Linked DNA regions of Homo sapiens: regions 2 and 3 are each linked to region 1. A link is a loop called in an ENCODE intact Hi-C map of the cell type or tissue named here. Cell type or tissue: heart right ventricle. All regions are shown on one strand.

Region 1 (8,000 bases):
CCACCTTATTGAGCACCTACTATACTGCTGCAAGCACCCCTTTTCTCGTGTCTCCCCTCTTTCTGCTGGAAGTTGCTTCCTAATTGTTAGGATAAATCTTTCTGCAAAGGTAATTATAATTCTTCTCATCTGAACTCCCGAGGGATCTGGACTGGCGCCAAAGGCAAAGGTGCTTGATACTTGGAAAGCTGCTTGTGCTTCCACGTTAAGCAAAAACCAGTGGGGAAAAGCCTGGCCTGGCCAAGTAGGCTGCTGGCTGGAGCCATGGATCAGCCATGGCCTGGCCCCGACCGAGCTCTGACAGTGGTTGCTTCCGGAGACCCAGGCGTGCCAGAAGGAAAGCAACATTTACTATGGGATATATTTGGTGAGTGGCGAAGGTCCCTATTTCTTTCATTTATAGATTCATCCTTCCAATCTACACTTTTTTCTGGGTTCCTAGAAAAGAAAGAACCATTGGCAGATGTGTGGTGTAACTCCAGAGGTCCACATGCTCTTGATAATACCGTCCTACCCCAAGCTCCAGCACACACAGCCTCACCACCCAATTCTGCCCAAGAGTGTACCAGGACCGATGTCACCAAGCTCTCCATTTGCTTCAGTCACTACACAAGCTCCCTGACTCCCAGGAAGCCTTCGTTCCTGTAGGGCTCTGTATACCCCATTATCTAGTGGTGCTCAACCTTGCTTGCATATTGGAACCACTAAGTAAACTTTCAAAAATACTGATATCCTTGAAGTCCCCCTCCCTGCCAGATCATAAGGAAATTGATTCTGGAGCGCAGGCTCACAACTGGGAGTTTTCATTTTCCTGGTGATCCTAATGTTGTGCAGCCGTGGTTGAGACCTGCTGCCCTCATCTGACCCCATGTCTGACCCCTCAACTGCCACAACCCATCAAAACCCTCTATACCAGGGATTCTCAAACTTACTATCATCAAGTCTTTCAACAGGACTTGTTAAAACATGGATCGCTGGGCCCCACGCCCAGAGTTTCTGATTCGGTAGGTCTAGAGACCCCCAAGGATGCGCATTTCTGAGAAGTTCCCAAGTGGTGCTGATGGTGCTGCTGTTCCAAGGGCCACACTCAGATAATCGTTTTCAATATCCTGCTCATTTGGTTCCTTGACCTTCTCTCCCCCAATAAACTTGTCCTCTATCCCACCTCAGTCACAGACTCTGATATTCATCCCGAAATCTTGTCATTACCAGTAATTATACCCCTTCCTAATAACCAACTTAAACATCCTGCTCTCCAACTGCCAATTTACTCCTGGTAGTGACCCAATTCCAACTCCAATGGGAAGGACTGCACCCTATTGACCCTGCCTGCCTTTCATGTCCCCCACCCCATCTCACCTAACTTCTTTCCTAATGTAGCTTAGATTATCTTCTAGTAATTGTCTCCCTGAATCTCACCATCAGAGCTTCCCTTTCTGCTGGAAGCTCTGATGCACACAAACGTGCAAAAATATTTACCATCTATTTTAAAAGCCTTCCATTTCCCCCTGTAGCTACCTCTCCATTTCTCTGTTCCCCTTTAGGTCACCCCCTCTCCTTTCATTCTCAGGTGAACCCTCACTAGTCAGATTTTTCCCTATCCTTCCTGTGAAATGGCTTTTGTCCAGGTCACTAGTGACCTCCCTATTGCCAAATCCAACAGCCAGTCCTCAGTGCATATCATACTCAATCTGTCACTCCCGTCTTCTAGAAACACTTTCCTCACTCCGCTTCTAGGACACACCCTCTGTTGGTTCTCCTTCTTCCTCACTGCTTGTTCCTCTTGCTGGTTCCTCCTCCTTTCAGTGATGCTAAACTTTGGAGTACCCTTGACTTAGTCCTCAGATTTCCCTTCTCCTTTATCCGCACTACCTTCCCAGGTGATCCCTCCAGGGCTTCATACCAGCTCCATGGTGACTCCCAAATTTATATCTCTAGCCTAGACCTCTCCCCTGAACTACAAATTCACCAACTCCACTGCTTACTGGACATCTCCAATTGGATGTCTAACAGGCAGCTCAAATGTTAAGTCCAAAACTGAACTCCTTATTCTAACTGCACAGGATCAAATGATTATGTCCTTTATCTCTACCCTGCCCGTCAATAGCCACTCCAGTCTTCCAGTTGGATCAGGCCAAAACATTGAAGTTATCCTGGACTCTGGTCTCCCACACCATTCATACTGCCTATCAGCAAATCCTGTTGGTTCCCAAATCTGACAGCTTCTCTCCATCTCTACCACATGACCCTGGACCAAGCCACTACTACTATCTCTCACCTAGACAATTTCAACAGAGTCCTTAGGTTTTCCTGCTTCTACCCTTGTTCCGGCCCTTTTAATACATAAATCAAATTCTGTGACTCCTCTGGCTTGCCATTCGTTCAAAGTAAGATCCAAACCTCTCTACAGGCATGAGAGACCTACCCTCTCTGGCCTCCCTGCCCTCTGGGCTCACAGGCTACACACGCTGCCCTTGGGTCTCCACCTTAGCCTTTTAGTTCCTTAATTAACAGCTTAGAGCCTTTGCTCTTGCAGTTCCCTTGGGCTGGAAGTCTCTTTTCTCAGACGCTCCTTCCTATGTCTAAATTCTGCCTGTATCTGGAGACTTCCCTAACACACCCCCGCTGCCACCCGCATCTCACATACTCCCCACCTGGCACTCTCTGGCTCCTTGTCTTGCTCTCTTTTTCTGGGTGGACTTGTGTCTGAAATATGTATTGATTTGCTGATTGTCTGTCTCACCCACTGGAATGTAAGCGCTGCAAGGAGAACTTTGTTCTGTTCACTGCTGTTTCCCCAATGAGCGTGTATGATAGGTGCTCAATGAGTACTTGTTGAATTAATTAATTAATGGAAGCGTGTTTAGACCTTTCCTCCCCAGCGGCTGCAGCTCTGTACAAGGAGGTGTCCCAGGCTGCCTGTCTCCATTCTCTAATAGCCTCCTGGCCACCACCTGGGCATCCCCCTCCCCAGAGCCTGCCAGACCATTCTAATTGCCGCTGCTGCTGAGGGAGGGAGTCTCTAAAGAGAGAGGAGGGAGGGAGGAGCTCCATCTGGTGTCCAGGAAAATAAGGGAGCCAGCTTTGGTCTGCGGCTCCAGGTCCACCCTGGAGTCCACAACGTGGGGCTCGGGAGCCAGGGGCGAAGCACCCTTCGGGCATAGACGGGCCCTTGGCTCTTCTGTCCTGTCAGAGAGTGGGCCTGGGGGCCCCATAGAGGCCCCTCGATTTGGCCAACTGAGCGGGACCCAGCACAAGGCCTCCAGGCTGCAGAAGGCTGTGGGGGTGGGGGTGGGGGTGGGGGTATCGGGAGACAATAGGAGAGCCCAGAGCCAGCTCTCCCTTTCCACCAGCCCGAGTGACACAGTGACACAAAGGGAGAGTCTTGTGCTTGGGGGAGGGGGTGGGGAGAGCCCTTTGTCCCGCTATTTTCTACATTGCTGGGGGTGGGGAGTGGGAAGGGTGTGGGGGGGTGACCAGCGGCTGTCAGTATGGGGAGGAGTAGAGAGTGGTGCAGAGGCCCTGGAAAGTTTTTGAATTTCAATCAGGTTGGCTTTGAAAGAGTTTGGCTTTTGTTGAAAGAAAGAGAAAGGTTAATGCTAGAGTTGAGGGGGAGGGGGTGGATTCTGCAGATAGAGTCCTGTTTGCAGGCCGGTCAGCTGTGGGACACCCAGGCTGGCAGAAAGGCTGGGGATGGGTGAGCAGAGGAGGAGCAGGCGTCCCATTTCCCTTCCCGGGCCCAGGTGGAGGAAGGCTGGGCAGAGAAGCATGGGGTTATTGGGTGTGGGCAGAACTGGTCAAGAAAGGAAAGCAATGCGGCCAAGCAGGACAATTTCTTTCTTCCTTTTGCATGCCTTACAGAGCCTTTGACTTTTTAAGCCAGGAAAGAATGAAGTTCCCTCCCTCTCTCCCCTCCGTTTCTACTCCACCCAAGCACAGCGGCGGCGGCAGAGCACTTGTCAGGGCTGACTTTGTGACAAGTGCAGGCTTGGTTGGTGCAGGAGAGGGGGGCTGGGTGGCTTGGGACCTCTTAGTGCTCAGGAATCAGCTGTTTTCTCCGCTCTTACCCTCTGCTGACCCTCCTCTGCACTCTAATTGCTCCAAAAAGAAGCATAAAAATGTGGAGCTATTATACTCTTTGAAATAGGCAGCATACTGCTTTCTCAATGTTGGGAGAAAAAGAAGGAGGAGGAAGGGAGCTACAGCCACGCAGCAGGCTAGAGATCTGCAATTCCAAGTTGGGGAGTGGGCACCTGGCATTCCCCAGCTGACTTCACACCACTGAAACACACACACACACACACACACACACACACACACACACACACACACACTTTGTAAGGCTCCTGGCTGCAGTATGATCCTTTGTCTCTCTCTCTCTCTCTCTCTCTCACACACACACACACACACACACACCATACACGCTCACACACACACATACACTTTATGAGGCTCCTGGCTAAGGCTGCCGCATGATCCAGTGTTCTGGGAGTCCCAGTGTATTCTGGGAGTCTACTGGGGCAGTCAGTTCTCTAAATGGCACCACTGTGTGTTCTCAGCTCTAGGGGTTCTACAACCATAAAGATAACTCCAGAACCAATCCCTGAATTCCAGCCTGAAAATATTTGAGAGGAGAAAGATCAGAGGAAGAGGGAAAGAGAATATAAAAATGGGATTATTCTTATTTTGACATGTAATAACCATCTGCATGGTATTAGGCCTCATCTTCCTGGAGCAAATATTCATGCACTAAATAATTTGCTCAGCATTCCTTGTGTTAGACATTGTGCCAGGCCCTAGGAGACACAGAGGAAATAAGAGCTGTCCCTGCCCTGAAGGAGCTTATTCTTAAACAGAAAAGCAAATGGAGAATAAATAATTCTAATCCAATGAGATAATATCACACATGCCACACAATACATTGTAACATACATCACATTTAACTTCATTTGACAAGCGAATACTACAGAAAAACGTGTGAATTATTATTATTATTATTATTAAATTATTATTTTAGAGACAGAGTGCTAACTCAGTCGCCCAGGCTGGTGTGCAGTGATGAGATCGTAACTCACTGCAGCCTTGACTTCCTGTGCTCAAGCGATCCTCCTGCTTCAGCCTCTCCAGTAGCTGGGACTATAGAAGCACGTTGTCATGCCTGACTAATTTTTTCTATTTTTATTTTTGGAGAGATGGGGTCTTGCTGTGTTGCCCAGGCTGCATTTTTTAAGATTTCATTGATATTTTTTACTTTAATGTTGGGTGCATTTGAAGTGTTTACCAAGGGCCAGGCGCAGTGGCTCACACCTATAATCCCAGCACTTTTGGAGGCCTAGATGGGCAGATCATTTGAGGTCAGAAGTTCGAGACCAGTCTGGCCAACATGGTGAAACCCCGTCTCTGCTGAAAATACAAAAATTAGCTGGGTATGGTGGCACATGCCTGTAATCCCAGCTATTTGGGAGGCTGAGGCAGGAGAATCACTTGAACCTGGAAGGCAGAGGTTGCAGTGAACCGAGATTGCGCTACTGCACTCCAGCCTGGGTGACAGAGCCAGATGCTGTCTCAAAAAAAAAAAAAAAAAAAAAAGAAGCGTTTACCAAGGAAAGCATTTTGGAGGTGAAAACGTGTCCCACCAAGCAAAAAGAGGATTGGACTCCAAATGCAGGCCAAGGGAAGAAAGAGGAGAATGTCCATGTGTGCATACATTAGTGTGCTGGGAAGACCTCCATGCCCACACTGCCCTCATCCAATACCACATTAAAAGTATTTTGCTGGTTTACTTGTCCATCTGATTTGCAGCCACATATAATCTCAGACACCCCCTGTTCCGCCCTCTGCCACATCACCTCCCACAGGAGAGAAACAGCTATCCCAGGCCATTCTGTTCCCCTTTCAAGGCCAGATCTGAGGTGAAGAGAAGGCATTGAGAAAGTTAACCCAAGGAAGAATTTTAGGCTAGTGTTTTCAAAGCTTGGACCAACAGCATCAGCATCACCTGGGAATTTAGAAATGCAAATCCTCAGGCGCCACCCTAGGCCTACTGAACTGAAAGCTCTGGGTGTGGGGCCCAGCCATCCGTGGGTTGTTTTTTGTTTTTTTTTTAGACAGAGTCTGCTGTTGGCCAGGCTGGGGTGCAGTGGCACAGTCTCGGCTCACTACAACCTCCACGTCTTGGGTTCAAGCGATTCTCCTGATTCAGCCTCCTGAGTAGCTGGGACTACAGGTGCGTGCCACCATGCCCAGCTAATTGTTTTTATTTTTAGTAGAGATGGGTTTCACTGTGTTAGCCAGGATGGTCTCGATCTCCTGACCTTGTGATCCACCTGCCTCAGCCTCCCAAAGTACTGGGATTACAGGCATGAGCCACCGTGCCCGGCCGCCATCCGTGTTTTAACAGGCTCTCAGATCATTCTGATGCTCCGTAAAGTTCTAGGTATGCTGATCAATGTTGCCACCCTTGGTTAGATCTTCCTGATGCACTTCAAAAATAACTTGCTCTGGTAGAAGCCAGGGGGCTAATGGGGGCCAATCCAGCCCAGCACCTAAGTCTTTTGGTTAGTTCTTGGGCTAATCTGCCCAAGGATGTGGATATGAATGGCTGGGACACGGACACTTTTAAGGACCCCGTTATCTGGGATGTCTGGGCCCTGACCCTTCTGAGCCTTGACTGGCCCCCTGTGCTCATATTCAGAGCATGGGACCTGGCAGAAGTTCGAGGGGCTGATCCAGTATGGCAGGTCCCTTTGAGAGTCCTCTTAGGGATCCGGGTTTGTGACAGCACATGACACGATTTGGCTCTCTGGAGCTTCTGGGTGGGCGGGTATAATGAAAGGATGGTTAGAATTGGAAAGAGCAGTGAGGGAGAGAGCAAAGTCCCCTCTTCCATATCTGATTTTGTAAGCAGCTTCTGATACCTCAGTGACAAGATCCCAGCACCTGTGTCTCATTGGCATCAGTATCTTTTTTGGCACAGACCGAGAATCTCTTTTTGGAAAATTCCCTTGCCAAAAGCACGTGACCATATCTGTCTTAAGAAGCTGGCACCTATCCTTTTTTTCAAATTTGTCTCTGGCCTCTCTTCCCTCTCCCAATGTTCCCTTTCACCTTGAGCTAGAAACATGTGGTATCCTCAGGGCCATTTCAGATTGATGCAACCACATCACTGGTTCTGACCTGTAAAAGTAAAGGCTAAGAATTCCTTTCAGAGGGGAAGAAAAACTATCATGAACTAGACATGAAATAGCCAAGCACTGTGCCCCTCGCTTTCCATGATGCTCCTCATTTATCGTTACAGCAACCCCATACACTATATGTTACTTCCCCCATTTTATAAGTAAGGAAGCTGGAGTTGGGAGAGTTTGTCCCTCGTGCAGCATCACACAGCTTCTAAGTGGCAGTCAGGATTTGAACCCAGATCTGCCTGACTTCAGAGCACGTGTTTGCTGCTCTTTACCACACTGTATCAGGAGAGATCCTCTAGGTCCTGGCTCCCTCCCAGGCAACCCCAAGGAAACAGGACTCTGGCCAAGTCCACGAGCTTTGTAGGTCCTGGCTGGATTCCCTCTTGGTTAGACTCTGGTCAGGCCTTCCCTGATTTCTCCTGGCCAGCTGGCCTCTCCGCCTCCTTGGCTCTACGTGGGCTCCTGAGGGAGAAGGCAGAGTGAAGCCACCAGGCCTCTGGACAGGTTGCAGTCAGCATCCGTTCCATCACGCGTTAACCCCTGCGGCTGGCCCGCAGCAGGGAAGCCCTCTTGCCTAGCTCTGCATGGACTGCTCGCTTGCCTGAGTTTGCATTATTTATTTAATGTCTTGTACCGTAAATAATGGTAACTTTATGGTTATTAGGAACGGGTTAAGGTACATGCGGGTAGCACCAGGCTGCCTTCAAAAGGAACAGTCCTGGCATAAAATGTTGCGATAATTGCTTCACTGCTGAGTGTTGGTCTTTATTTTGTGTCTGATTTGTCCCTTAAGCCAGCGTAACATTCTCCCCACGG
Region 2 (8,000 bases), 280 kb before region 1:
GAGGACCTGAAGTCTTTTGCTCCAGGACATGACTTTCTTGCTATAGGGTAGGGTAGATCAGCTCCCTGGGACAAAAAGCTCTTTAACACACCTTCTGATTCTAACCTCGCATCTCCCTAAACCTCCCTGCCAGGGATGCACCCCCACTGCTACCCAGTGACACTGGCCAGGGATACCGTACAGTGAAGGCCAAGTTGGGCTCCAAGAAGGTGCGGCCTTGGAAGTGGATGCCATTCACCAACCCGGCCCGCAAGGACGGAGCAATGTTCTTCCACTGGCGACGTGCAGCGGAGGAGGGCAAGGACTACCCCTTTGCCAGGTTCAATAAGGTAAGCTACCTTCATTCGGACACAGGCCAAGATTGCCCTCCCACTTTGAGCCATTTGTGCGAGCTCTCCAGTCTCCTAGGGTTGGTTCTGGGGGCACGCTTATGCCCAACTGTGATTACCCACTCAATCCTCGTGGCAAATGCATGCAGAGTAGGACTCTGTGGGTCTTTTCTGCCCAAGGGATCCTGTTCTTTCCCGGACCTGCTCTGGTTTTTCATGGCTTTTCTTGGTCTTTCAAATGTTGCTGTTCCTCAGAGCTGTATCCTAGGTGCTCTAGTCTTCTTGTTCTCTACTTTCTTAGTATGAACCCTGTGGCTTCAGTTACCCTCTCTACAAGTCACCAATCCAGAGCAGTGCTTCCTTCGCATCCAGTCATTTACTAATATCTCTTTCTCAATGCCCCACAGGTACCTTACATCAGGTAGGTACCCTGAACAGAGCTCATCATCTTCCCTCTGTCAGTCCCAAATCTGTTCCCCATCTCAGTGAATGGCACTATCTTCCACCCAGTTGCCCAAACCAGAAACTTGGGGGATCGTCCTTGACTTAGTCTTCTCCCTTAGTCCTCACAGTATTTAAATCAACAACAGAACAAAGAAGGTAGGGGAAAACAAACAACAAACATGTAAGGAAATAAATTGGAGTCTTTCAAATAAGAGCCGTCAGTAACACGAAACCAGGATTTGAATGGATATGAAATGAGATAAAGAGTGAACTTGTAGGTGTAGGGGAGTCCTACCTTAGGTTGGTCAGGGAGGGTCTGAGAACGTGGCATTTGAGCTGGATGCCAGTGATACATCTATTTATTGAGTCCTGTTGATTCTTTTTCCATAATAAATCACATCTCTGACTATATTCTTCATCACTATGCCAGCCCCCTAGTCCAAGCTGAGTTACCTGTGTAGCTCAGCACAGCACGGCCTTCCCAGACTCACCCATTCAGTGAGAGGCAGAGCTAGATTGGGCTAGGTTTCCTAGTCCATTACTTAAGTCATTGTACAGTGTGGCCTCACAGCTGCTGCGGCCTGGAATAGCCTAGACTTAGATCCTAAAAGCCTCATTTACCTCTTCTCTAACCAATCTTTGTCCCTGGGCTGGAGTGTCACTTGTTATACCCTATGTATCAAACTTCCCACACGGTACCAAAATTGTTTTTTCAGCTGCAGTATGAGCTTTGAGAGGCTAGGATCCCTGCCTGTCATATGCAGCACTGTGTCTCCAGCATAGGTATTGCAGCCCCATGGTAAATATTTGTTGAATGAATGAAAAAATGTCTTCCTCACTTGACTATGAGCTACTTGAGAGGACTGGCTGCACAGTTCCTGAGGATTTTTTTTTTTTCCTTCTTTGAGACAGGGTCTCTTTCTGTCTGCCAGGCTGGAGTGCAGTGGTGTGATCTCAGCTCATTGCATCCTCCACCTCTAGGGCTCAAGCGATCCTCCCACCTCACCCTCCTGAGTAGCTGGGACCACCGGCATGCACCAACATGCCTGGCTAATTTTTGTGTTTTTTTAAGAGACTGGGTTTCACCATGTTTCCCAGGCTGGTCTCAAACTCTTAGGCTCAAGTGATCTGCCCACCTCAGCCTCCCAAAGTATTGGGATTACAGGCGTGAGCCACCGCACATGGCCCTGAGTTGTTGGTTTGTTTGTTTTTTAGTTAAATTGAATTAAAATGCATAGGAGAAATATGTAACCAAACCTGGGAAACCAGAGAGACTTCCCAGAGGAGATGATGCCTGAGAGCTCGAAAGGTTGAGAAAGTTACCTAGGTAGAAGGAATGTGGAAGTGGAAGGCATTTCAGGCAAGAGCAGAGGTCAAGGGGGAAGTCTGCTATGTTCTAGAAACTGCTAGTCATTTGGCTGCAGTTTAGGGTTCATGAGGGACAGTGGCTGCAGGAGGAGGCCAGGTCATTTATTTGTATGTTCATTAATTGATTTGGTAGACACTGATACATACAGTGTGCTGAGTCCTAAAGGTGCGAGATGAACTGGACAACCCTTGCTCTTCAGGAGTTTGTGAATTATCTAGAAGATGCTTTATCTTAGATGGAGAGCTTCTGAGGAGTTTAATAAGGGATAGTTGGGGGTAATGATAAGATATATATTCTAGAACACTAGGACAGTGTGTCTCAAATCATCTGTGGTGAAGGACATTTTTCTATTTTATTTCTAAACCATCAGAGACTGATAAAGATAATAAAATTATAAAGACAAAATACAAGTCCATGTTTCTTCATATTAGATTCAACAGCATACAATTGCTGTAAAATTGTTACGTAAGTTTTTCAGTGTGTACTCTCAGTTTCCATTCTCATCATAGACCAGGGGTAAGTGTAAACAGCACTGGTTTGCAGACTATCCTTTAAGTAGCACTGTTCAAAGAGATCACGTCTTAGCTGCAGATGGAGAATTGATTGGAAGCGGATTGAATGTGGGCAGAGATCAGTAGCGAGGCTATTTCTCTGATCCAGGCATGTGACAGTGGGTAGGCCGACGGAGAAGTGGCAATGGAGACAGAAATTTTGGAGGTAAAAGCCACAGATTTGGTGAAGGGGAGGAGTCAAGGGGAAAGATAGGAATTAAGATGCCTCCCAGGTTTCTGGCTTGAGCAGCTGGGTTGGGTGATGGTGATATTGACTGAAATCTGGACTGGAGAAGATAATGTTTGAGAGAGGGCCATGAGTTCAGTACTGAGCTAAGTTTGAGGTTCCTTGGGGCCTCCAGTAGGAGATGTCCAAAAGGCGACCAGTTTTGGAGCTGGTTGTGGTCTTTAACTGAGAAGAGAGACTTCCCTGATGTAGTCTAGCACTGACTCCTTCCTTGGGTCTCTGACAGACTCAGCTCGTGGTAGTGCTATTTGTCTCTGGGGGAGGTCTGTGGAAGAAGGGAGGAAGGGGCATTGGCAGGGCTGCGTATGTTGGTAGTAGGATTCAGGCCCAGCTTCTGTAGAGATGCCTGACCTTGGCAAACTCTGGGGGAGTGGCAAGTCCCACTGTGCCCACTGGGTGGCAGTAGTGCTTCAGATGAGTTGTATGGACTAGGGGTTGCTGGGCCTTTCTCCAGGTAATTAGCCATCTGTCCTACTCCAGAGTTGACCTTTGGACTCCACAGAAGCACTTACATGTGGGCCCCTCACCTTAACTATGGGGGCAGGAGTGTGTGTCCCATGACTGAGGCTCTGGAGCTGGAGACAGTGAAGTTGATCCTGGAATAAATCAGAGGCAGGCTACAGTCCCAAACCCTGCTAGGACCTCTAGTCAAGCAGACAAGTTCTTTCCTCACTCCATGCTGCAGGGGCACAGGCCCAGGGTCTGGCAACAAACAGGAGCAGCTGTGGTCACTGGGGCCTGGAGCCTGCTGGACATGACATCATGCGGGCATGCCCCTACTGTGTCCCTCTGTGCTAGTAGACTGTGCAGGTGCCTGTGTACTCGGAGCAGGAGTACCAGCTTTATCTCCACGATGATGCTTGGACTAAGGCAGAAACTGACCACCTCTTTGACCTCAGCCGCCGCTTTGACCTGCGTTTTGTTGTTATCCATGACCGGTATGACCACCAGCAGTTCAAGGTGAGCCATTGTGTATTTGCATGGGTGCCCAGCTTCTGGGTCTAGCAGGCCCTACTTTTATGCCATCTCTTCCACATGCCCCTGAATGTTCATTCCTCTACCCTGTCTTGCTCCTCAGAAGCGTTCTGTGGAAGACCTGAAGGAGCGGTACTACCACATCTGTGCTAAGCTTGCCAACGTGCGGGCTGTGCCAGGCACAGACCTTAAGATACCAGTATTTGATGCTGGGCACGAACGACGGCGGAAGGAACAGCTTGAGCGTCTCTACAACCGGACCCCAGAGCAGGTAAGCCCAAGGCCACATACCTGTCCTCCATGCCCCAAACCCCTTGCTCATTGTCTCCATCCTCCATCCCCTCAACTCCCACTCCCAGGTCCCCCTGCCTCCCACTGATACCTTATTAACTGCCCCAAGCCCATTCCTACTTCTCATGGGCCATCCCCCCTGCTTTTCATAGCCCTTCACCTCCCTCATGATCCATTACTTCTCAGATTCCCTCACAGACAGCCCAGCACCCTGTCACCTCCGTGTCTACCCTCACTCCTAGAAGTGCCCTCACACACTTCGCATCCCTCACTTTCCCAGGTGGCAGAGGAGGAGTACCTGCTACAGGAGCTGCGCAAGATTGAGGCCCGGAAGAAGGAGCGGGAGAAACGCAGCCAGGACCTGCAGAAGCTGATCACAGCGGCAGACACCACTGCAGAGCAGCGGCGCACGGAACGCAAGGCCCCCAAAAAGAAGCTACCCCAGAAAAAGGAGGCTGAGAAGCCGGTGCGGAGGTTCCGCCAGCCTAGCTCAGGGTGGAAGGGTCACCTGGCACAAGGCCTCACCCCGAGTGGAGGGTTCTGAGAGTACCCAGTGCTGATGGGGTGCTAGGACTAACCCTGGGCCCTCTCCCTGTGACACCTTGGTCTCCATAATGCCTTCTCCCCCAGGCTGTTCCTGAGACTGCAGGCATCAAGTTTCCAGACTTCAAGTCTGCAGGTGTCACGCTGCGGAGCCAACGGGTACGTGAGTCACCTCCTTTAGCAAGTTTGGGTCCTGGGCTCTGCTCTGGGCTCCATGTGTCCCAAACGCTGCAGGCAGGTGGGGATGGAGCAGTAGGAGAGATTGCTGCAGACAGAGGTGGCCTTGGCAGGATCTCAGTGATGTGGCCAGGCTAAGGTCATAGCAGCTTTCACTATATTCAGCTTCCTGGCTATTTCCTTTTCTGGCCCATAGTTAACCTCCATGTGTTACCGTCTCTCTTCCACCATCTTTCCCTCTGCCTTTTGTCCCCTTCATCCTAAGCCTCTTGTGGCTGGGACAGGCTTAGCTTGCCAGCTTTCATTGCAGATGAAGCTGCCAAGCTCTGTGGGACAGAAGAAGATCAAGGCCCTGGAACAGATGCTGCTGGAGCTTGGTGTGGGTGAGTGTGGGGACTGGGCCCCATAGGGTGTACCCACCCGAGGCTGTGGATATAGGTTGGGCAGGGGGAGGGGAGTTCACATTGCTGGCCCTCTACCACACCTGGGCTCTGCCCGTGCTGCCTGCCGCCTGCCTGCAGAGCTGAGCCCGACACCTACGGAGGAGCTGGTGCACATGTTCAATGAGCTGCGAAGCGACCTGGTGCTGCTCTACGAGCTCAAGCAGGCCTGTGCCAACTGCGAGTATGAGCTGCAGATGCTGCGGCACCGTCATGAGGCACTGGCCCGGGCTGGTGTGCTAGGGGGCCCTGCCACACCAGCATCAGGCCCAGGCCCGGCCTCTGCTGAGCCGGCAGTGACTGAACCCGGACTTGGTCCTGACCCCAAGGACACCATCATTGATGTGGTGGGCGCACCCCTCACGCCCAATTCGGTAAGAGTCTGGACAGGCTGGGAGGCACGCCTGGGCCCTGCGAGTGAGCACATGCACATGGGTGTAGGGGCTCCTCTCCCTCTAGTGCCTGCAGCAGGAACGATCATCACTTCTGTGCGAGTCTGAGACTGAGGGTAGGAGTGGGTTGACCAGTGGGCGTCCTTGTCCCTGAGCGTGTGAAGCACATGCACTAAGCCTGACTCAGGCCTTGGGGGGTCACTGACCTCAATGCCTTCTGTGTATCCTCAGAGAAAGCGACGGGAGTCGGCCTCCAGCTCATCTTCCGTGAAGAAAGCCAAGAAGCCGTGAGAGGCCCCACGGGGTGTGGGCGACGCTGTTATGTAAATAGAGCTGCTGAGTTGGACCAGGCTGCTTCCTTTTCCTTTCCTTCACTTCTGATGCCCCTAGTGGGAAGGGTGGGCAAGGAGGGGATTGTCACGGCCACTCCACAGCGTGGCAGATAGGTTTGCCTGTGTTCAGGCCCTTAGCAGCTCTCTGACCACTAACCACTACCAGTTTCACCCAAATTCCTGCACCTCAGAGCACCTGTGGTTTACACTCAAGATGGCTTTGCACACAGCTTGTACTGATAGTCGCCGCGCTTACACAGATGTGTGCATATTGAGTGAGGGTGTCACAGGTGCTGCAGTGACGGCCAGTCACACATGGATGGCTTTGTGCACAGAGGCAGTCTGGAGCATGCTCTACCTACCTTCACATCCTGACAGCTTTGGCGCAGCAGCAGCCTCACACACACAGATGGCTTTGCACACACACCCAGTGCCTCGTTTCCCCGACTTTATTCAGTGGCACGTTCACAGCGGGGATGGGGGTAGACACAAGGTGGGGCCTGATCTGTCCTGGAGCCCTGGGGGCACCACACACCATGCACTATGGATGGGAGGGGGCACAGGAGGGGCTTGGTGGCCCCACAGAAGCCTGTGTACCAGGGAGGAGGCGGTGAGTGCCTGGGTCCCCCTAGCCCAGGCCCGCAATGGGAGGGGCTGATACTGGGCTGAGATTGAGGGGTGGGGATGGGGGGCACAAAGTGTCTGCTCCAGAAGGGCCAAGTGGCCAAGCCCTTGCAAGGGCACAAGCCCACGCCAAGGGCATGAGCCCACAGGGCAGCTGGGGACACTCTGGACACAGAGCTATGCCACTCTCCCTCTTCCCCTCTGGTGAGGGAGAGGAGGATTCTGGGCTGGGCCAAACAGCTACCCTGTCCTGCCCCATCCTGTCCTCGGCCAATCAGAACGGCTTCGATGTCTGCTTGAAGATGAAGCCTCGATAGGCGAGTGTCTTCATGATGTTGGCAATGTTCTTGCAGTCGTCTAAAAAGGAGAGAAGACATTTAGATCAGCCCCAGATCCTTCCCCTCCATGCCCACAGGTGCTCTTACAAGGGTGGGGGTGGGAAGCAGGGTCAGATTCAGGAGACACAGGCTTTAGAGAGGGTGGTCCCATCCCCTGGTGGCAGCATTCCTAGCTTCAGGTTGGTCTGGGTGATGCTGGGCCGGCAGGAAGCCTGGTCTCGATGCTTCTCAGTTCCATAATTCATGCTGGAAATTGGCCGGCATGTCCCGCCCCAGCCCCAGCGGTGATGTATGGGCGCCGTCGCAGTAAGAAAAAGGCAGAGTAAATGTGTAATTTCTCCCTTGACGGCCCCCGGCCGCTGGGCGATCCTTCTTGTTGCTGCCGCGTGGGGACGGCCCGTCCGCCACACTCCGTCTTCCCGCCACCCGCCTTGATGTCTCCATTTCATTACTGTGCGACCATTCATCACACCCATGGCCAGGGTGACTTTGCCGGCACTTTCGTGTGTGTGGGAGATGTGACCCAGGCCATAATCACTAGTGACAAGGCACAAGGCTTGGCACTGCTGGGCCAGGGCCCTGGGAAACACACCTGCCCTGTGTCCTGGGCTTGTGTGCTCAAACAGCAGCTTGCCTGGGCACCTGTTCCTGTGGAGCTCCGACAGGATGGGGAGGGTCCAGATTTGTGGTCCTCCTCTTAGCCTTGGCCATCAGCCGTCTACCAAACCCTCCTGTATACATCGGCGGAAGCCCTGCTTCTGTCCCAGTAGGCTCAAAGTGGGTGCTAGTCACCTTTTTGGGCCCTGTTTCTGCCCATACCTCATGTGGAATGTGTCTGCATGTATCAGACTCTATCACAAACAGTTTCTCCAGTATTGGATGCTTTCAACTGTCCTAGAACCCTGGAGGCTGGAGGATCAGGCCTCTGGGGCCTCAGCGTCATGGACA
Region 3 (8,000 bases), 97 kb before region 1:
ATTTAGTGTTGTGCTTTGGATGTGAGAAAGCACCAAATAAATGTGGTGCATCTTTCTGGAGCATCAGTTCTATCAAATGATAAGTAATTTAAAACATGGTTTTATATTAAAGCTTAATATATTTGTGGAATTGAAGGCAAAATTTTCATTCATTTTTCAAGATAAAACAGGATACATAAATTTCAAGCTAGTGGCAAGCCATTTTAGGCTTGCCCTTAGACATCACCACCTGCACCACCTCTTTCTTGAGGAAAAATTTGAGATGTACTATCGGAATGTGGCAGGAAATTTCATGTGCCTTTGCATACGCTATTTGCTCATCCTGGAGTGCTCTTCCTATTTTTCTCCCTTGATAAACTACTTATCCTTCAAAGCCCAACTTAAGTGTCATTCCATATAACAGTCATTTTTAACGAAGCTTAAATGTCATCCCATATGATAGTTATTTTTTAAAACACCCACTTCTGTCTCTGCCTCCTTTCCTAATAGCTCCAGGCAGACTCAGCACCTCCTTCTTTTGTGTTTCTACCACCCTATACTCAGAATATCCATTATAGCACTGCTTTCATTGTGCCATATGTATTTGCTTTCCAATCCATCTCTGCTGTTGGACTATAAACCTCTCTAGGGCAGGCACTATTATTTATCTTTCTATTCTTAGTGACTGGCACTTGGTAGACACTCAATAAATGTTTGTTGAATTTGTGGACCATTCCTTACTCTGCATCACCTCTGTTCTTATATAAAGTGATATCTCCTTTACTTCTCATCTTCAGGGAATGATGTGTTACACAAAAGTATATTTTCCAGACAACTGAAATTTACTTCTTAAAGTATCAAAATCTTCTGTTTAAATCATTTTGGTAGGAATTTATTTTTCTATATTTTCACACGTGTGCTTACTCTCATAAGTAAAATATACTAAGTGTAATGTGTTCCTTGATGACCTATCCCCAAAAGTATCAGGATATGTTTGGTTGGAATTCATGACATCCGCTGGGAGCACTGATGGGATAGGGCTTTTTGCCTTCACACCAAATAACCCTATTTTGTTGTAGTTTTTGAGTTATGGTGCTTGCTTCTTATAGTTCGGTCACCATTTCTCATTGTCAGTGTTCTTGCTCTAACAACACTACCCTTTGCTCTTTTTATATACGTTTTAACGGATATTAAAATTACAAAACTAATATATGTTCACTGAAAACAAACAGAAGTCTATGGAGTAAAAAGTCAAAGTCCTCCCTTCATTCCTGTCTAACCCCCCACCCTGTCACGTCCACACTTTCACTCCCTAGCCATAACCATTGTTAACGGTTTAATGTATCCCTACAGGCCTTTTTCTGTCAATGTGTGTGTACACGTATACGGACAAATATCAAATCATATTGTACATACTGTTGTATGACTTGCTTTTCTCACTCGACAGTATATAATAGGTATCCTTCTATGTCAATACATCCTAGTCTATATCATTCTTTTTAATGGCTGCCCCCTTTTAATTTGACAATCTTAATCAGCTGTGAATGGGAAAGCCAAATAATCAAGCTTATTAGAATTGTACCTAAGAAAGAATAAATCGGCTCTGAATGAAGGCTTGTGTAATTCTCCTAGGAGGGAAATGTGTTAACTTTAGTGCATGGACTTTGTAATGTTTATTTTGGCTATTCTGGGACCCTTTTTGCTTATTTCCTGCTTCATTGTGTTTTGGATAGCTGAGGTTGCTGGACATATGACCTGTGAATTAGTGAGGTATTACATATTCAATTTTGCATTACATAATTTTGCTCTGATTTTATGAGGGATTTGCATTTAATTTATTCGTTTAGATTGCTGTTATAGACAGTGATTAATTCTAGTTTCTGAGTACTTGCATCGTAGTGAGGACCACTGCATGTGGTAACAGCTAAAAATATTTGGCTTGATGATTGAACAGGCCTTCTTATCTGTATCATCTATCTGTGAGAATGTGCACTGGATCTACGGGAACTCTCTAAGTTAGTCTGAGGGAGCCTTTTACTACTGATAAACATTAAAGTACTGACAACATCTTTTGCTATAAATAATAAAATCTTATTTAGGATTTATATAGAGTCTTCCTTCTGCCTTCATCCACCATACTAAAATGGCTAAATCCTGTTGATTCTACCTTTTAGATCTCACTGTAATGTGTCCCCTCCTCTCCACTCACTCTGCCCCAGTACCTTGGTTCAGGCCCTACTTCATCTCAACTGAATTACTTGAGATAGACTTTTTGATTGGCCTCCCTGCCTCTTGTCTAACCTCCACCTTGTCCACCCAGGAACTAGTGCTTGTTTTAAAACAGAAATCCTACCCTGTCACACCCCTAAAACCCTCTAGGGGTTTCTCATCATCTGTAGGATAACATCCACTTTCCTTAGCTTAGTATACAAAGCCTTTTGTGATTTGGCCCACTTCTCCTGCCTATCTCTTGCTGCTCAATGTTTCATATTTCAATTTTGAGGGAAATCAGTGGCTTATAATTCCTTTAACACACCAGGCAAGAGAGTTCTCGATAAATGCTTGTTAAATGAATGAATGAAATACCTTATGTAGCTAGGGTGACCATTCAATCTGCTTGGCCCAGGATGGCCCTTGTTGACATTTGTCATCCCAGTGTAATTATTAAAAGTGTCCCTTTTTTATCATCAAACTTGTCTCAGTTAGATCAATAAATTCTAAGGTCATCCTTATTACAGTGGTTATCAAATTGATTTCTAACTCTTTCTTTGTCTCCTCTACTAGATGGTGAGCTCTTTGAGGACAGGAGTTCATTTTTATATCCTCGTTTATTCATTCAACTAAGAGACTGATGCTGTAAGGTGCTTAGGGTATGATGTAGAATGCAACAAACATGGTTCTTGACTTCATGAAGTTTACAATCCAGCAGGAAATAATAATTTAGTGGAAAGAATAGAGCCTAACATAATAAATGCTGGTGTATGAATGAATGATTAAACATGGATTAGAAGTTCCTCAACAGGCCAGGCGTGGTGGCTCACCCCTGTAATCCCAGCACTTTGGGAGACCGAGACAAGCGGATCACTTGGGGTCAGGAGTTTGAGACCAGCCTGGCCAACATGGTGAAACCGTATTTCTACTAAAAATTATTTGGGCATGGAGGGGCATGCCTGTAATCCCAGCTACTTGGGAGGCTGAGGTAGGAGAATCGCTTGAACTCGGGGCGGAGGTTGCAGTAAGCCAAGATCACACCACTGCACTCCAGCCTGGGCGAGAGAGTGAGATTCCATGTCAAAAAAAATAAATAAATAAAAATAAAGTTCCTCAACAAATAATCCTGATATCACGAATTATAGAAATAGTTGTAAATGTAGAACTCTAAGTGATCAAATTAACAATTTATTTAGAGTTGCCAATTAAAATTTTAAAATACCAACAGCACACATATACATAAACATACTTAATATTTAGATGCTACCTTAATGTTAAACATAAGTAAAAAGGACAATGAAATAATAGCAAGAATGAGATTTTGAGTCTCATTCTTTTTAGACAATTTATAATCCTATGTGGTTCTCTGTAAAGTGGATTATCAGTGTGTACTCCATTTCTCCCCACCCTCCCTTTTTTTTTTCCAGATGAGAAATCTGAGGTTTTAGACACTTAACTACAAAACAAAAGAATGACTTTTTTTTTTTTTTTTTTTTTTGTCACCCAGGCTGGAGTGCAATGGTGTGATCTCGGCTCACTGCAACTTCCGCCTCCCGGGTTCAAGCGATTCTCCTGCCTTGGCCTCCTGAGTAGCTGGGATTACAGGCGCATGCCACCACGCCCGGCTACTTTTTGTATTTTTAGTAGAGACAGGGTTTCACCATGTTTGTCAGGCTGGTCTTGAACTCCTGACCTCTTGTTCCGCCCGCCTCGGCCTCCCAAAGTGTTGGCATTGCAGGCGTGAGCCACCGCGCCCGGCCAGGAATGACTTCTTAAACCAGGATTTGATTTTGGTTGAACTTTGCTTTCAGAACTAGAACTACCTGCTATCCAAGACTTGTTAACCACGTTTTCATGGGCAAATTACAAAACCCTTTCAACCCCAGTTTCCTCTTCTATAAACTAGTGGTAATATTATTATCTCCAGAATTAATCTTAGGAGTAAATGAAATTATGTAAAGGCATTTAGTCTCATAACCGGGCTCCTAGAAAGCACTCAGGAATGTTAGTTCTCTATCCATTTCCCCTGTTTATCTTTGTGTTTGATGAATTATAGGATGATATGAAATGATCTGAAATGAACTGTAATATAAACATCAATAAAACACCAATAAAAAATTTTATTCTCACATCTGGATGCTATACTAGGCCTTCACCTCCTCCAAAAGTTACAGTTTTATTAATATTCATTTATTATTTATTATTATAGTCAAAGACCCAGAGAAGCATTCCAGGAACAAAGCAGCAGGTAAGATTTTTCTGGGAAAAGACAGAGATTTTGAGGGACCCAGGATTTGGGGGTCATTTAAGCAGCAGTGGATGTCAGTCTTCAAGCTTTGCCCATTTACTCTTGGTCCCTTTTGGTTCAGGAAAGGAAGAACAACAAGCACGAAACCATTCACTGAGACCTTTGCGGGTGGGGGAGGAGGGATGTAAACAAAAGCCAACGCTCTCTTTAGTTCACAATGGCTCGCGACCCCAAGACTTCCAAGCTCTTTGGTGAGGGCCAGCAGGTCTGTTCTCCAGGAGTGCCCTGGGTCTGGACTTCATTTCCCAGAGTCCCTTAGTGCCCTAATGTATTCAGTGCTCAGAGTGCCTGTATGTGTGTGAGTGTGAGAGAATGTGTGCGTGCGTGTGTGTGTGCGCGCGTGTGTGTGTCTCCGAGTCCCTGGGAGAGTGGAGGCTCATTCACTGATTAGATCCAGCGCTGAGAGGCAGCACTGCTCCTTCTCTCACGCCAACTGAGTCTCTTGATCTGTACATGCAATCCCAGGCAGCTCGCGAACACAAACCCGGGGCCAGCCGCCTACTGCTGCTGCTGCTGCTGCCGCTGCCGCCGCCGCCGCCGCCGCTGCCTCCGCCGGCTCTGCGAACCCGGGACTTTTCATGCACCACACTCTCCGCCTGCTTCCCTCCGTGTCCTGAAAAGTGCGACCGTTCTCCCAAGGAATTTCCACGGCAAGTATGGAGATCAGAAAGGGGTGTGGACGTGTGTGCGTACCCAAGAGGGGTGGGTGCGAGGGCGGCCGGCTTGTTCAGGAACCTGGCTAACTTTCCGGGTCCGTTTCCTAGGGATTCGGGCGGTTCCCTCTGGACGGGGGCAGGGACTGGGACTCGGACTGGCGCGTCTTGGATCATCGCGACGGAGCCTCTCGGCATCGGCGCCCTGCGCGCTCCGTGCGCTGCCTCGCTCAAACTTTCCGTCTTGAGTTTTCCTTAATGTGTTTTATTTGGGGAGGGGGGGAGGTGCAAGGGGGAGGGACCAGACGCGGGAATTGGACAAGTTGGGAGGGTGAGGGCACTGCAAGGGAAGGGAGCAGGACTTCTTTTCTCCGTCTCTTAATAAGCCCCATTCCCACTTTGTTCGGGTCGATATCGAGAATGCCTTCTCGCCGGGCTCTCTGGTGCACCCCCCGGTGATTTCCGGGCTCCCCTATGTACCCCGCGTTGATTTCCGGCGAGGCCAGGGCTGGGTGGTACTCAGTGGGGAGCCCGAGGCGGCGGGCGGATGGAGAAGGGGCGAGCCGAATGAGAAACTACCCCGACAGCCTCCACCCCACACACAGCCGGCTCCGCGGGATACCCGGGGAGTGGCTGTTTAGCCCTGGACCCCGGGTGCTCGGCTGACTTTTTCCTAGCGGGGGCGGGTGTGAAGGGTGTGGAGGGAGGGAGGTGGGGTAGGATGGATGGATCCTCTGCGGGCAGGAAGGAGGCAGGTGCTAGCATAGAGGCGGACCGTTCTAAACGCCACCGGTAAACTCCCCACTCCTCTGGGCTGGACCGGCCTGGCCGTAGAGTAGCCCGACACGTGGGATCTCCCGGGATTTTCGGGGTCGGGACCCCCTCTCCCAGCGGTTCTACTGAGCAAGGCGGGAGGACGATCGTGGAGACGAGGGCTACTTGACTACTCTACTTGTAGTTTTATTTTTATCTTAGACCTGCCTTAAACTGAGTAACAATTTCTCTTCTGACTTAAGAACAAAACTTTTCAGTGAGCACGCCGGTCGCTGCGGTCCTGCGGCCACTGCCGCCGCGCTTGTCAGCCCGGGCCGAGCGACCTTCTCTGCCCGGAACCCAGCCCCGCCACCGCACTCCGGAGCCTCCGGCCTCCCCCACCCCACCCCCGCCCCCCAACCCGGGGCTTTTCAGGGCTCGGCCTGGGCGTTTCGCCTTTGTGCTTTGTAAGAGAAAGCCTTTTCTTCCAGGGCACAACAAACTTGGGCGGAGAGCTTCCGTGTGGCCCCCCGGGCGAGGCCGCCCACGGTGGTGAGGCCATCCGAGGGGATGCCCGGTTCATCCCCCAGTCCAGGAGCCTCTCCGAGAGCTCGCGGCCCAGGTCGACCCCAGCTGGCGAGGGCGCGCAGGAGTCCCGAAGTAGCGGGGACTAGGGCAGCCAGGAGGCAGGGGGAAAGCTCTCGCTTCCCGTTAAGCACACCCTGCATTCTCGGGTCGTGGATGCAGCTCCAGCGGAGAGCCCGTGTTCCGGCCCTGAGCCAGGCGCGCGTCGCACTGGGTGGGTGCATGGGGCCCGGGCCATAGGTGTGGGGGCACAGCCCTACCTGGCCGGCCCGGGTCGTCTGGGGTCTGCGCCGGCCCACTGGCCCGGGAGCCGCCGAGGGGGAGAGCACCGCACTCGCTGCCCACGACGCCCAGCAGCCACATCTTGCCTCTCGCCTCCGCTCCGGACTCGGCTTGAGGGGCAAAGGGGAGAGAAAGGAAAAATAAAGAAAAAAAAGGGCGGCAGTGAGGAAGCAGCGAGGGGACTGGGGGGAGCAGAGTGGGCAGGGGGGCTTTGCCTTGCCTGGCCTCCTCTTTCCGTCTCGCGGGCTCTTCCTGCAAAGGGGAATGAGCAGAGGGGGGAAAGGCAGAAAGAGCGTCGAGGAAGAGCGGTGCTGGCGTCTTCCGTGCCGATCCCTCCTGGCCCGCAGAGACCCGGCAAAAGTGGCGTGAGTTCGCTTGCTGCGCTTCGAGGCAAGGCTGGGGAAGGCCGAGGACGGGGCGGCGCCGCGTCGCGCCGCTGGTGGCCGACAGGGCCGGGGCCGGGCGCGGAGCGAGCGGGGACACACACCTGTTCTGCGAGCCGCGCGGTGTGCGGCGGCCGGACGGCCGCGGTGCGGGCCGCAGAACCCTCCCTCCCGCACTGCGCATCCGCAGTCCAGGAGCTGGAAGGGCCCGGCAGCCCCGCGCCGGTCCGTATTTGCAGGAGAAGCGGGAGTGGAGGAGTCCGCGGCTGCCCGCTGAAGCGGTGGTGCGCGCGGCGGCGGGACCCGGGTGACCCCCGGGGCGGGGCTGCTCGGGGGCTGGAGGTCCTTGGACTTTGGTCGAAGGCTGGCAGCTCTGAGCCCCTGCCCCGCGGGCCCCGCGCGGCTGCGGACCAGGGGCCCTTGCACGTGTCGGTTCTTCCTGGACTGGCGCTTTGGTTGCCCAAAGTTGGGCGCAGATTGTTTCGTGCGGAGGTTGTTGGGACCCAGAGTATTCTATATACAAAGGCAACCGAGAGCCGGAGGGAGAGGTCGGGCCAAAGAGTAGTGGGCTCGGCTCCGCGTTGGGCCCAAGTTTATGTAGGTTTCGCCTTCACCTCTTCTTCCCCCGTTTTCCCTAAAAGAGTTGATTTTTTTTCCCAGTCGAGACTCTTCCGAGCTGAATAATGCACCCGCTCGCTGAGCCAGTATCCCGCGACCCCGCACTCTCGGACTGGCCCGGGCTGTCTCGGATTCGCACCCTTTGGCCAAGCTGGGCCTGAACCCGGGTCCAAATCTGGGACCATACCCGGCCATGCCTGAAACACAGGCGTCGGCCCTAGCCCGGGA

Evidence for each region. Hi-C counts contacts between places; a loop is a spot of excess contacts. Peaks named below come from ENCODE experiments on the same cell type or tissue, not always from the same donor. Only the 100,000 strongest peaks of a DNase experiment are listed, where the experiment ranks them.
Region 2: it touches region 1 in a loop (2.7-fold over the local background); 20 of 110 quality-filtered maps call a loop at or near these places.
Region 3: it touches region 1 in a loop (3-fold over the local background); 24 of 110 quality-filtered maps call a loop at or near these places.

What each region holds. Positions count from the first base shown.
Region 1 is chr1:44,497,767-44,505,766 of GRCh38, forward strand. All of the region lies in intron 2 of RNF220 (ring finger protein 220), which reads left to right. Among named protein-coding and RNA genes, the nearest start is that of MIR5584, 44 kb to the right of the region's middle. In heart right ventricle, a CTCF peak has its summit at 3,067 (motif pointing left); a DNase peak (open chromatin) is centred at 3,065; H3K4me3 peaks cover 1,105 bases; H3K27ac peaks cover 1,156 bases; H3K27me3 peaks cover 873 bases.
Region 2 is chr1:44,214,570-44,222,569 of GRCh38, forward strand. It overlaps DMAP1 (DNA methyltransferase 1 associated protein 1), which reads left to right. Exons shown (of 10, transcript NM_019100.5): 3 at 134-329; 4 at 3,742-3,900; 5 at 4,019-4,186; 6 at 4,487-4,672; 7 at 4,837-4,908; 8 at 5,237-5,309; 9 at 5,448-5,740; 10 at 5,990-6,104. The coding sequence ends at 6,049. It overlaps ERI3 (ERI1 exoribonuclease family member 3), which reads right to left. Exons shown (of 9, transcript NM_024066.3): 9 at 6,501-7,071. The coding sequence ends at 6,989. Among named protein-coding and RNA genes, the nearest start is that of DMAP1, 5.1 kb to the left of the region's middle. RefSeq lists enhancers at 1-247, 248-747 and a silencer at 6,235-6,284. In heart right ventricle, a CTCF peak has its summit at 3,339 (motif pointing right); a DNase peak (open chromatin) is centred at 3,332; H3K4me3 peaks cover 31 bases.
Region 3 is chr1:44,400,379-44,408,378 of GRCh38, forward strand. RNF220 (ring finger protein 220) reads left to right here and starts at 4,877. Exons shown (of 15, transcript NM_018150.4): 1 at 4,877-5,152. RefSeq lists an enhancer at 5,770-6,292. In heart right ventricle, a CTCF peak has its summit at 4,911; DNase peaks (open chromatin) are centred at 4,913 and 6,103; H3K4me3 peaks cover 3,662 bases; H3K27ac peaks cover 2,558 bases; H3K27me3 peaks cover 6,883 bases.